Linked DNA regions of Mus musculus: region 1 is linked to region 2. A link is a contact called in ENCODE Hi-C or POLR2A ChIA-PET data. All regions are on one chromosome and are shown on one strand. The core of a region is the stretch at or near the end of the contact, and the rest is flanking DNA. Distances in the headings are between cores, read along the strand shown.

Evidence for each region. A loop is a pair of places that touch in the nucleus more often than their neighbours do. ChIA-PET counts read pairs that join two places held with the same protein, here RNA polymerase II (POLR2A).
Region 1: a map of regulatory T cell shows a loop between it and region 2 (4-fold over the local background). The contact joins the promoter of Klhl25 here to the promoter of Akap13 in region 2. A Hi-C loop is called at or near these places in 1 of 37 maps with a recorded cell type or tissue (regulatory T cell). POLR2A ChIA-PET finds 5 or more read pairs at or near these places in 1 of 5 experiments (Patski).

Annotation. Positions count from the first base shown.
Region 1 is chr7:75,847,061-75,853,551 of GRCm38, reverse strand. It overlaps Klhl25 (kelch-like 25), which reads right to left and starts at 5,214. Exons shown (of 3, transcript NM_001122780.1): 1 at 5,079-5,214. Gm51489 (a long non-coding RNA gene) reads right to left here. Exons shown (of 3, transcript XR_003946804.1): 3 at 5,840-5,952.
Region 2 is chr7:75,454,187-75,460,974 of GRCm38, reverse strand. It overlaps Akap13 (A kinase (PRKA) anchor protein 13), which reads right to left and starts at 5,441. Exons shown (of 37, transcript NM_029332.1): 1 at 5,227-5,441.

The sequences.
Region 1 (6,491 bases), core at 3,965-6,464, 390 kb before region 2:
CCATAGATGCTTCCTGTCCTGTTCCCCTTCCTCAAACCTCCCAGGCTACCTTCCCTGCAGCCCTTTCTGAGGTGGCTGTACTTATTGGCTCTGCCTTCTGTCAGCCCCCCTCTGAATGAATGGGAACTTCGGGAGAACGGGAACCACCCTGTTCTCTGCTGAATTCCAGAACCTGGCAGAAAACAGATGATGCAACATGCTCACTGGACACATCTGGAAAATGAGACTAACCATGTCCACTTGCTCTCCTCTCCTGCATGGCAACGGCACTCTCAACAGTATAACTCGTACCCTAGCTAAGCTCTGATCACTGACTACCAACCCCGTACCCCACAAGCTAAGGTCCTCTGGAAACTCTTGGAGCCCAACCTCCCTCCACAGTGTCGCCTACAAGACAAGCCACTCAGAACAGCACAGCACACCTTTCACAGAGGCGTGCACAGATAAAAGGGCTTACTACCCAGTCTCTCAGGCCCCGTGGGGAGCTTCTCTCTGGACTCTGTGTGCTGCTACCTTGGCTGTCTAGAAAAGGGCTCTGTGCCTCCTGACCCTCACCCCTACCCAAACAAAAAGGCCTAGCTATGCACATCTGGCAAGCAGTTCATCTTGGGGTTTGAACAAGAAGAGAATCTCTTTATCTTAATTAGGAGATTAATTCCACTTGGCCTAGATTGATCATTGTTCTGACCCTTCTGGGTACCAACAAGGACGGGGAGAAAGAGCTAGGCATTGTTTCCCCCCCCCCACACACACACACACCCACATCCCTGCAGTCTACTCCTGCCCACAAGGCTGAGGTGGGTGGGGTGAGAGCCAGGGAGATGTGGTCCTCCTCAAGCTGTGCTGAGGCAGCCACAGCTCTCCCACGGCCCTGCTCTGCAGGAGGAGCCATCCAACTGGTCTTGCAGGCATATCCTTGCCAACGCCTGGCACTCTGCCTCCTCCTGCCCCCCTGGGCTCCCTATAATCCCTTTTGCTTCTCTGAGCTCTTTGTCCATCTCTCCCCCTTGGCTCTGTGCCCAGGAGACATCCCAGAAACTAGGGAGAGGGGGTCACCCAGATCCTCCCGCACTTGATGTCCAGTTCTCTGCCCAGGACAAGCCAAGGGAAACCTTGGGAATGAGTCATCTGCCTGGCACCCTCCTTTGAGCCCATGCCTACTCCCCCTGGGTCTACACCGGTGCTTCCCTGACCCAGTTTCACAGAGCAGCCCCGCTGAGGAGCAGTTATGGGACTAGGGGAGGCTGGAAGGGAGGAGGGAGAGCCCCGTCCCTTTGGAGACCTCAGTCTCCACTCAGAGATAAGGGAGCTGAAAGCTTGTGCTTGGAGACCTTATTCTACAGGTGGAAAAAGGAAAGACCCTGATGCCCACAGCGCCCACCCAGCTCTCGATTTCTGCATTGTCTGACACTGCCTATCACAGGCTGATTCTCCAACTCCTCCTGCACAAGGCCCGACTCGAAAGCCTCACAAAGGCTTAGCATTGAGAGCTTGCAAGAACCTGGGACATGACAATGAAAGAGTTACAGGAACACCCTGGAAAGCATCTACCTGAACCCACAGTGGCAAGGGGATCTACATACAGTTACTAGGCAGTGTCCTTCCTACAACAGCTTCCAGGTCTGAGGGCTCCTACTGTGGGCTGAAGGTGGAGGTAGCCTCAGGCCTCGGCTGAGCTGAAGTAGAGTAACCCTACAGAGTCTACAGAACTTGGGGGCAGATCAGTGTGGATGGAAAAAGACTCAGGATTTTATGAATTCCTGGAAAGTACAGTGCAATTTCTCAGTTAACATGTTTGACACAAGCTCTCACTGTATAGCCCCAGCTAACCTCTGCCTAGGAGTCAAAATGCTGGGACTAAAGATGCGCACCACCACACCACCACACCTAGCTCTAACTTGGATTTCTAAAACCACAAAGCTAACAGGTTTTTTGAGACAGGATCTCACTCGTATCCCTAACTGTTCCGTATCTGCCCGCCCTGGCAGCACTTTGAGTTCTGGGATTAACGGTGTTTATACCCTAGCACCTCTCTGAGACAGTGCTGTGTGCTGTGTGCTCCCCAAGCTCACCTTGAACTCCTGCTCCTCCTCCCTTCGCTTGCCAAGGGCTGAGCACAGGTGTGAGCCTCGCTGCCTGGATTGATCCCGGGCTTTATGCACGGCAGGCAAGCACTCGTCAATGAGCACATCTCAGCCCAGGGTACTGTCACTTAGAAGAACAGGACACAGTTGCTTACCTCTTATCATCCAAGGGGGAACCAAGGCAGGGCTGGGGAAAGGTTTAAGAGCAAGAAAGAGATTAACACCTCCATGCTGTGTCAGGAGGACAGAGCAAAGGGGACAGGGAGGTGGGCACGAGCAGCCCACTAGAAGCCAGACACCATTTCAGGATGAGCTGTACAGTGCAGGTTGTCACCTACACCCTCCTCCAGGAGGCCTCACAGTGACACGGGCAGCATTTGAACCCAGGTCAACCAGAGCCTGAGCTCCTTCCACTCACCCTGTGCTGAAGGGACTTAAGGGGCAGCCCTGCCAACCTCAGAGTCCCTTTCTGTCCCTTTAGTGTCTGCTCCCAAGTCCTAACAAGCCCCAGAGACACCTGGCAGGGCAGGCAGGTGTCAGCTTCAGATGTCTTTAGAGCTGGTGCCAGCAGAGGGTTCTCAGGGCATGGGCACGGTTGCTGAGAAGGAGAAAAAGCCTGCAGTGGCAGCCAGACAGCAGCAGACTCATCACAAGTCCTGCTGGGATGCGGTTTCTGTACGCTGGGATGCTTAAGTTCTGCCTCTGCCTGGCCATCCTCACATAGCTCCCAAGTGTTTCCTGGCCTCGAAAAGGATTCACTGGCAGATCAGCAAGGCAACTCAATTATGAAATTTACCACATTAGAGGACTTACTGCATTAGCATTTCAATCGGCCAATTCATTTGTGGCCCACCACTGTTGGCTTGTGCCAGCTCTATAGGGGTGTGTGTGTGTGTGTGTGTGTGTGTGTGTGTGTGTCCTGCCCAGGGCACACTGACACTGCCAGCTAATAAAGAACTCAGGGCCCAGGCAGTGAGCTGGTGAGCAGGAGCCCCCAGAAGCTGCTGGGAAGCCAGGTCCTCCAATGAACCTGGACAGCTGCCCATCCTAGAGCTGGCCCTGGGAGAGTGTGGATGGATGGCTAGAAAAAATGGCTGCAACCAGGGCATGGAATGAAGGTTTGGTAGGCTCATGCTGGCTTTCCTTTTCTCTCTCCAAGAAGCCTTCATCCTTCTCTCCAGCTTCCTGTTACCTGCTCCCTGGGGTTCTGCAAACTGATGTATCAAGGTCCCCATCCATGAGCCAGCACCTCCTCCTTTCTGAAAGCAGGGTCTCAATATCATCTGCTCAAATGATTAGTTTGACTAAAGCCGTCTCTGCATACATAGCAAGCTCACTGCTCCAGGCCGCCCTCCTCCCTCTAAGACAGGAAGGATGCATTTACTTTACAGCGCACACGGGGGCATTTCTTTTTGTCTTCCTACTTTTCTCTCCCTACACTGGTGGCACAGGCTTAAGATGCCATCAACAGGAACTGAGCCACCGTGGAACACACAACTTGCACACGGATCCTGCACCGCTGCATGGCGCAAGGAACCCAGTTGCAGTTCGATGCCCATGAAAAAGATTTCGTCTGTCCATCCTCCACAATTTTTTTGAACAATCTCCCTGGACTGGCTTGCTGATAAAGGACTCAGCTGAAATATCAATAATTACAGGGCTGGGACAAAAGTGACTTTGCCCATCTCCACAGACAAAGCCTGTGATCTCCACAACCCTGTCTTAGAGGGACCAAATCTACTGTAGGATAAGAGCACCGTGGGTCCTCCCTCCTCTGTCCCCTGACACAAGCTTTCAGCAACACCCATAAAAAGTCCTCCCAGCATAACTGTGCCGCTTATGAAAGAGGCTCAGCAAACTAGAGGGTCAGGTGCCAAGTGCCCCTCCCTCCCCGTCTTACTCCAGGGGTGAAGAGCCCAGACATCTGGCATACCTTGTCCTGCCCTGAGCATGGAGGGAGAACTAGTGCCCAATGAACCTTGGCCAAAGCAACTTGGCCTCTGGTCTCCCCAAAGTACAGATGAACTACAAAGCCCCCGAGAGTCCGCCCCTCCCCCCAACTTCCTGTGCTCGAGTCTCTAGAAAGTCTCCCAGATTGGTAAGGTGGCACTTGCTTATAAACCCAGCTCTCAGGAGACTGGGACCAGAGATTTCATGCTCAAGGCTGGCCTGACGTTTATAACAAGACTAAAACCGGGAGAGGAAAAAAAGAAAAAAAAGTAAGACTGTGAGAATCCACTTTGAGGTCCTTGAGGCACTTGCACCCAAGTGTCTGGTGCCCCAGTAGGCACAATTCCCGAGTAGGAAAAAGCTTCTAATACAGCTATGAAGGAGACTAGTCCAGTGGGGATTTGCAGACCACAGCGGAATTCTCGCGCCAGGGCAACGCATGGGAGGAGGGGAATGGGATGGCGGGGGGAGGGGGGGGTGGACTACTTGCTACGGCCCTGCCAGATCGGCCACCACCTGGGTAGGTAGGGGCGTATGGCTCCGGGAGTGTCACCACTCTCCCTTGATAGACAACTTTCCAGACAGGAAGGACCCTATGCTGCGGGCCACACGGCCAGGCCCTGCTGTCTACTCTTCCCTGGTTTAACCCCTCGGCCCTGGCTAGGTACAAGCAAGTCGCGGGGACCTTGGCTAGGTGTGTGCACAAAGCTGCACGGTTCGCATCCTCGAAGACAAGCAGTTTCCTCTTTCTAGGATCAATAGTAATTTTTTTAAAAAAGAGAATCAGCGGACTCAATGAATCAAACACTCCCGGGAGAGGGTAGCCGCTCCTGCGCGTAACATCCGTTTGGAAAACAATTCATTCCCTTGGCGGGAGCTCTGAACATAACAGTACGGGGTCCCCAAGCTCGATCGAGGGGCGCTCCCAGGTCAGCACCCACTTCCCCGACCCAGTGAACTGGGCCTGCGGTCCTACGCCCTGCCCGGCGATCCTCGAGCAGGATCGCTCGCTGTCCCGGTGACAAGTTCCGACCTGATCCTCACCGTGCGGCCCCACAGGCTCTGCAGTCCCCGCCGCTGCCGCCGCCCCCGGCCGGCTCACCAGTCCCGGCCGCGATCCCGTAGCCGAACCGCACGGGCGCTGCCAACAAACTAGTTTCTCCGGCCTTCCCGCCCCGCCTCGCGGCCCGAAGCGCAGCAACCAATCATAAACCGCGCCTCTGTGACGGATGGGTCGACTGACCCGTAATACAGTCGCGTGAGAAGAAAGGGACGGTCGTCCAGGCCATCGGTGCCGCGGAAGGCGGGGCGGGGAGAGGAAAGCGACTGCCACCAGATTCTTAAAGGGACAGGCCATTGCCTTTCTGTTCTGGTGGCCAGAGTTGGGAGAAAGCAACACGACCTGTTCTAGAGCTTCTCTTAAGGAAGGTCTTTGTCGATCACACGCATTCTTCTTTCTGTTACCGAATCACAGCCGTTGTTGATCTTTTTAAAGACCAGCAATCTAATCGCTCCTATGTTAAGGAAATCCTTTTTCCCTCCCGGCTAGTTTCGATGCGAGGGAATTTCTACAGACACGAATCCCTGTCTATACTGGGAATTCCCAGATTTCAAGGGAGAGGACTTTAAGCTTCAGCTGTTCTGTCAAGCCGGTGGAAATTTCTTCCTAAACTTTTTTTTAACCCTTCAAATATCCTTCACTATTAGAACTCTCAGCGGTACAAAACTGATAGAGTAAATCTATATCTATACATACATACATACATACATACATACATACAACACACATATGGAATTTATTAGAGTAACTTTCAGGCTGTGGCCGGGGTAGCCCAACAATGGCTGTCTCCGGATATAACGTCTGAGAGTCCAACTGTCAGTCCACGAGGCTGGATGCTTCAGCTGGTCTTCAGTATACCTTGGAATTCAGAAGAAGTTGGCTATAATACAATGAAAGAATGACCCTACCTGTGAAACTTAAGGGCAGACAAAGAGCAAAAGCTTGCTTCTTCCAGGTCCTTTTTCCAGGCTGCCGCTAGAAGGTGCCCAGATTTAGGGTGGGTCTTCGGGGGTGGGTGGATATGGGGGACTTTTGGTATAGCATTGGAAATGTAAATGAGCTAAATACCTAATAAAAAATGGAAAAAAAAAAAAGAATGAAATTGGCTCAAAAAAAAAAAAAAAAGGGTCTTCCTATCTCAAATGATCCAACCAGGAAAAAATCCCTCACAGGTGAGCCCAGCTGCTTGGGTTTTAGCTACTCCAGATATAATCAAGTTGAGGATCAAGAGTAGACATCACACTTGCCCAACGCATCCATTAGTTCATTTAAGAGTTACTAGATGAGCTGGGGAGTGGCGCTCACAACCACCTGTAATGAGAACGCCCTCTTCTGGTGCGTCTGAAGTCAGCTACAGTGTACTTATGTATAATAATAAATCTTTGGGCCGGAGCGAG
Region 2 (6,788 bases), core at 4,192-6,691:
GTGTTTTATTACATTCTATAATAACCTTGACAAACTTGATTTGTTTTAAAATGTACTTGAAATTTTCATATGACAATATCAATGATATGGAAAAGTCTGACTTCTGTGCCTTAGTAATCAATAATCATAGTAATCCATCAATAATAATAGCATAAAGGCCTATTAGCTAGCAACACGGCCACTGTCAAGTAACTTCAGAAGCCTTTTCTTATCCTAAAAATGGGTTAATAATTTCATTCTCAAGATTTCTTGTTTGCTTGTTTTCTCCCCAAGGGACAGTTGAGAAATGAATAATGAATGAAGGTAAAATAAAGTGCAATAAAGTGCATCTAAAACAGAAGACTAAGTAAACAAATACTAAAGTGTAGTATGAAAGTGAGGGTAAACAACCAGAGCTCCACTGACCTCCTCTGTAGTGTAATTCCAACATCCTGACATTCTTTGTTCACTGTTTACCGTGAACTCACCTGACATCAAGCCCTGGCAGCCCAGGTCAGTTGCTGAGTAGACAGTAATTTGCATCTAACAACAAGCATGCTGAATCAAAAGCTAGTTTAACCAATATTCCCTGATAAATATTTGGTAAAAGGAAATGTGAGAAAAACCAGATAGAACATGAAAACAGGTCAGCTTTCCCAGGAAAGAAGGAGGGTAGACATCTTATAACATTTTAGCTGGCTTCTCTGGGGGAATGACAGAGAAGCTAGTGGCAAGTCTGCCCTTTGGGGCTGGGATTTACATTTTATCCATACCAGGAGCTAATCATTGAAAATGTAGCACCACACACGGTATGGTGCTTTCTGGCCTGTGTTTCTCACAACAGTAGCATTTAGCTGACAGGATAATACTGGGGGGGGGGGGCCTGGGGGCTATAATAAGCAAGGATACTGAGAAAGATAAAATGGCTTGCTCAAGATCAGACTGCCGGTAAGTGGCAGTGTGTGGATGCAGCTGTCTGTATACCATGTGCTTTTAGCAGAGATCAACATGAAAAAACCATCCTTGGGTTCTACAAAACTAAATCTTTAACTCTAAGGGTTTTTACATGCATTGGCATCTCAAGTTAAAAAAGAACAAAAGTGTGCCACAGGAATTAATTAACCTTTCAGAATATTTCATTATTTTGGGTGGTGGGGACCAACTCTATGATCAAGAGTAGGCTTATGATGAGAAAATAAAAAGTATTACAAGATACCTATCCGGTGGCATAAAGAGCAAACACCTCCCACTCTCCACTTTCTTTCACTCACTATCACACCATGCAAACATACCAAGATACAGTTCTGAAAAGAAAAAAGAAAAAAAAAAAGCACCCCATTACCCAACACAGAATTCAGACAAGCACAGTATTTCAGTACTGGATCTGCAAGTCCAACCTCTTAGCAAAGACTGATGAAAATGGGTTTGATCTTATTATGATGACTGTATCAACACCAAGGTGACTAGAAAACTGTAAATGTGCGACATGGGCATGAAATAAACTTCTTCCTACAAACAGCTTCCTTCTCTCTTCCTCAAAACAGTAAGCTAGGCAGGCCACACAACACAGGGACAATCACTTCCATGTGGATATCCATCCTTATCAGTATTAACTGTAGCTCAGGACTAACTTTAAGACAAGCAAGCATCAGGTGGCTTGGTCTGGGATGTTTATCCCTACAATCTCAGGTTTGATCAGGTAAACAGTTCTAAAACTTATCTACTCTGTCTGGCACTTTAAACATTCTGAACTAAGTTGGTACAACTGACTTTAGCCACTGCTCCTCTCTGTAAATAGTGGCACTTGAAAAAGCAACTGAGTGGTGTACTCGAGTCTCTGAACTATGTATTCTGCTGACACTCCATCCCGTTCTACCTTGAGCAAACCTGAGAAATGTCATAAAGCCACAAATATTATTTTCAAGACCGAAGTAAAACAAAGGGTACTGACTATAACTCAAGACACTATGGTGGTCTGAATGAGAATGCCCTCATAGGTTCATAGATGTGAATGCTTGCTCATCAGACAGTGGCACTATCTGAAAGGTTAGGGGGTGTGTCCTTATTAGGCAATGGGGCTATATGGAGGGTCAGGGGGTGTGGCTTTTTGTGGAAAGATATGGTCTTATTGGAGGAATTATGTCACTGGGGGTAGGCTCTGAGGTTTCAGAAGCATAAGCCAGACCGAGACGCTCTCTCTCTCTCTCTCTCTCTTTCTGTTGCCTGAGGATCCAGATGTAGAACTTTCAGCTATCTCTCCAGCACCATTTCTGCCTACATGCTGCCATGCTCCCTTCTATGATGGCAATGGACTCAATCTCTGAAACTGTAAGCAAGCTCCAGATAAATGCTTTCCTTCATAAGGGCAGTCATTTTCATAGTGTCTTAAACACTAAGACAGACTCTTGCTAGTACTGAAAACAATCTCTCTCTTGTCATTTCTCACACTATACAGCTGTACAGATTTCATTCCTACCAAGGCACCTGGGATCCCACTCAAAAGAAAGCTAACAGGTGACAAAACGGTATAGCCTCTCTCATCCTTCTGTTCAGAGGACGTCTTTTACATTTATTTGTCTTTAGGGTGGAAGTTAATTCACAAGTGTGAATGTGGAGGTCAGAGGACAAGTTTCAGGAGTTTGTGGGACCTGAACTTGGGTCATCAGGCTTGGTGGCAAGTACCTTTACCCACTGACCCACCTTCTGTTCGGAACCCTCACTTTAAAAACACTTTTTAAAAGCCATGTAAAACCGTACCACAATGATCTTTTTAGCCACCAGGAAGCAGAATATTGGACAGTGTACTAAGTCTCCTAGACCATTTCATGCATTCCTAAGAACATAATATTACTACCCCTTACAAGGAAAGAAGCAAGCTCCAGAGTCAAGTGCAGTGCTCAAGGCTTCAAAACCGTGGAAGGAAAGCTGAGGATCTGAACTCAGATTTACATAACTCCAAACAGGGAATTTCTTCTAAACTATGCTCCCTCCCAATTTCACAATGAAGGACTGGGAAGAGCCATGAATGAATCTGTTCAGTAGCTTAAGAGTCTCAACAGGGAGAGTGTGAGGGATGCATTTCAAAACTGAAAATTTCTTTTTTTTTTTTTTTTTTTAAGTCCAGAGTGTACTCTTTAAATCCCAGTTATTTTCTAGAACAAATCAACAAAAAGAGTTTTTAAAGCTGGGAAAAGTGATACACACGCGTTATCTATCCCTAAGGAAACCAAGGCAAGGAAACCTTGAGCTCAAAGCCAACATACACTACAAGGCAAACCCTACACACACACACACACAGACAGAGAGGGAGAGAGGGAGAGGGGAAGGGGGGAAGGGGGGTGCTAGGCTCTTCATTCCAGCATGCAGGCAGACAGATCTCTGTAACTTTAAGACCAGCCTGAGCTACACAGTAAGACCCTATCTCAAGAGAGAATTAACAAAGTCTCCTAAAAGTAAAGTAAATTTCACCACAGATGTGCAAGCTAATTGTCATTTTGTACAAGGCCCCAGAATTAATGGGTTTCTCCTGTGTACACTATCACTAGCCAGTGAAAATCACCTCACCTAAATCAAACAAAAGCTAAACACCAACTGTGTGGACTTTTCTAGAAAAAAAAAAAAAAAAAAAAAAAAAAACAACACACACACAGAGCATAGCAAAATACCACCCATCACAATCCTTAAGGTGTAAAAAGACTAGAAAAGACCATTTATACTACACATAGTTCCCATTTAGTGAAGCAAATACCCTAGAACAAAAGTATGTGTAGCATGTTACCACAGTCCAGAGAAGGTGTCCTGGCCACCCGATTTTGCAGTATTTGTTTATATTATGTAACTAACCAATAACTCCCAACTTCTGTCCACCTCCTTTGCTCACCACACCCACCCCAGAAAGGAAAATTAAGCACAAAGACTGTGAGTCCTGAATCCCTGTGCCTTCAGAATATTTTTCCTTGGTTTCATCAGGTAAACGAAGCTGGGTTTCATACAAAGAAAAGCCAAAAACAAAACAGAAAACCCCACACACCACTTGTCCATGTTATTCACATAGAAAAAAAAAGCAAAATGCCATGAGCAGTAGCCTTCAAAGAAAAATTTAAGTTTAACAAATGTCAAAGAAATACAACTAAAATTAACATGAAGTGACGGGGGGAGGGGGGTGGGGGGGAGGCATTGTGTTTCAGTATGAATGATAGGGTTCTCTCTTGGGAGCTAAAACTGAATTACCATTACAGCGCAAGTCTAGTCAACGAAATGCAGCGGAATGATTCCCAAGAGATGATGGTGTACAAAGTGACACACTGGTTTATCTCAGAGTCATCTCGACTGATAGGAACTTCTTTACAGACAATGAATGCACGTTCAAGAACTGGAGCGCTCCTCCTGACCCGGGCAATCCAAAAGTTTGGGGGGTGGGGGTTTAAATGAGTAAGTGACTTCGGGAAATCATGAGGGTAGTAACAAAAAACAGACAGACAGACAGACAGACAAAAAGGCACATCACTTTGTAAATCTGCTCAACGCAATGAACTCTCAAAATAACTTCATTATGAAGGGGAAAAGCAAAGACTGAAACACTCAGAGATTGCTCAATCCATTTTCATTGTGAACTCCTGAGTTCACAGTAGAGTCTAGACACTTAGAGTTAGCCAATATTTTCAGCCGAAAGACAGACACTTTCTTAGCGAGAAATAAACTGAGGGTGCGTCTCGCACCCCAGTTAAGTGTCAGCGAGCCTATTTACGAAAAGCAGTGATTCGCTAGTTCTCAAAGTGCTTGCACTAGAGCTCGAGGGGCAGAGGAGTCGAATGCGCCACCGTTCCCGGGGCGCCCACCGCGCCCCCCTCCCCATCTCGGGAGAAAGCCCCCAAAGGTGGCCGGGGCGCGCAGTGTTTACCCGGCTTGACTGCCCCGGGGAGCTGCTCGTTCCCGGAGCCGCACTCTCTGTTCGAGCGGCGCGCCCCACCGAGCAGCCGTCCCTCAGAGGAGAGCCGCAGCCGGCGCCACAGAAGCGGGCAGCAGAGGAACGTGGGTCCGAGGAGGCCGGGATCGGCGGCCGCGCTATCCACCCCTGGCTGCCGATGCTAAGAAGGGTCCGCCACCCGCGTCGCGCCCGCGCGTCCCCGCGTCCCGCAGCTCGCGCGCGCGGCCGAGAGCAGCCGAGGGGGAGGGGCGGCTGCGCGCGCGCCCCCTCCTCAGACGCCCAAACTTCCCTCAACTCCCTCAACTAAGTTGCGCTCTCACCGTGCGGCTCCCCGGGCTCCCCCGCGGGCCGAGCCGGAGCAGCTCCGCGCCTTGGCCGCGGAGAAGGACAATAGGCGGCCGCTCCCTCGGCGGCGGCGGTGACGGCTGGAGCAAGGAGCAAGCACGGCGGTCTCAACCGAGCCCAAGAGCTTAGCAGCAGCAGCTCCGGCTCTGCGACCGCCCTGCACACAGACCTGCCCACCCGCGCATGCGCCGCCTGCGGCCCGGGGTGGGCGGTGCAACGAGCCAAGCCTAAAAGTTTCTATTGGACAATTAGACTACCCATCATGTTCTGTGAGCCCAATAGGAAGGCTTCTTGGCAGTTGGCTCTGGTTGCTAAGGAACGATGAGGTTGACCGCCACTGCTGCCAGGCGGCAAAGTGATCAAAGTCGGGTGGCTGGCAGCAGCTGCTGGGGAAATGCCCACCCACCTTCTCCTATCCGCCCCATCACCGGAAGCCACCCTTCCTCTGTGCGCCTGGTGCTTACCTAAGTCGGAGCACTTACCACACGTTGACGCTAAGACTCAATAGAGTCTTCTTAAGAGTCCAAGGTGGAGCGGCACAAAGTACTCAAGTATGTTGGATGGGTGAAGATTGTCACAGTGACTTTGAGCTATTCGATCACCACAAAATCATTGCCTTTGAGTTGCTATGGACTTCAGAAACCATCTAGTTGCTTCGGAGAAACCAAGTATGGACATGTTCCAATGGTGACCCAAGATACTACATTAATTGGTACAAAAAGAAACTTCTTTTTGATAGTTACATATTGTAATGTGTTATTAAGGGAAAACATGCCTATAATGCCAAACTATTTTGACATGTTATTTTTTCGGTCAATAGAAAGTTGGGGGGGGGGGGAGCCGGGGATTATGAATATTACGCAAGAAATGTGAGGTTTTCTGTGCAGTTTAATATTTATTGTGGTCGAAGTAAGAAAGGTAGTTTCCTAGGAGGAGAAGGGTATTGACTGGGAAGGAACAGAATGGAATCTCTGCGAGTACTGGCCTTGCATTTTTATTTAGGTGATCAAAACATATTAATATGAAAATATTATGTGGCTGTACCCCTAAGATAAATACCCCATTGGGGGACAGTTTCCTTTAAGTATTGGACTCCCTCTGGCCAACCATCTCCCAGTAGATGACCCAGCACCCACACAGCTATGGACAGTACAAGTTGAACACAGTGGATCATAAGTTTTTTTAAAGAGCAGAAGGAGAATAAGAAGTTGAGAGGGATGGGTTGGGAGAATGTGGCCAAAGTATATTATATGAATGAAGAAAATGTTCAAAGAATTATATGAAAAGATTAACTTCATATAATTTCAAAGTCAGTTTAAAAAAAATAGTAATACAAGATATGGACCTGCCAAAAACTGCAAGAATGGAAGTCACTGTCATTTGGGAAGTTTTAATCCAGACAAGGTCACTACCATCATGAAAATATTTAACAGAAAGTATTATCAGTGCCTGGTGATTGTACCAGGCATTTTCTGTTGTTAAATGTCACTTTCCCTTTTTAAAATTATTTTAATTGAAAAGATGCTTCATATAACAT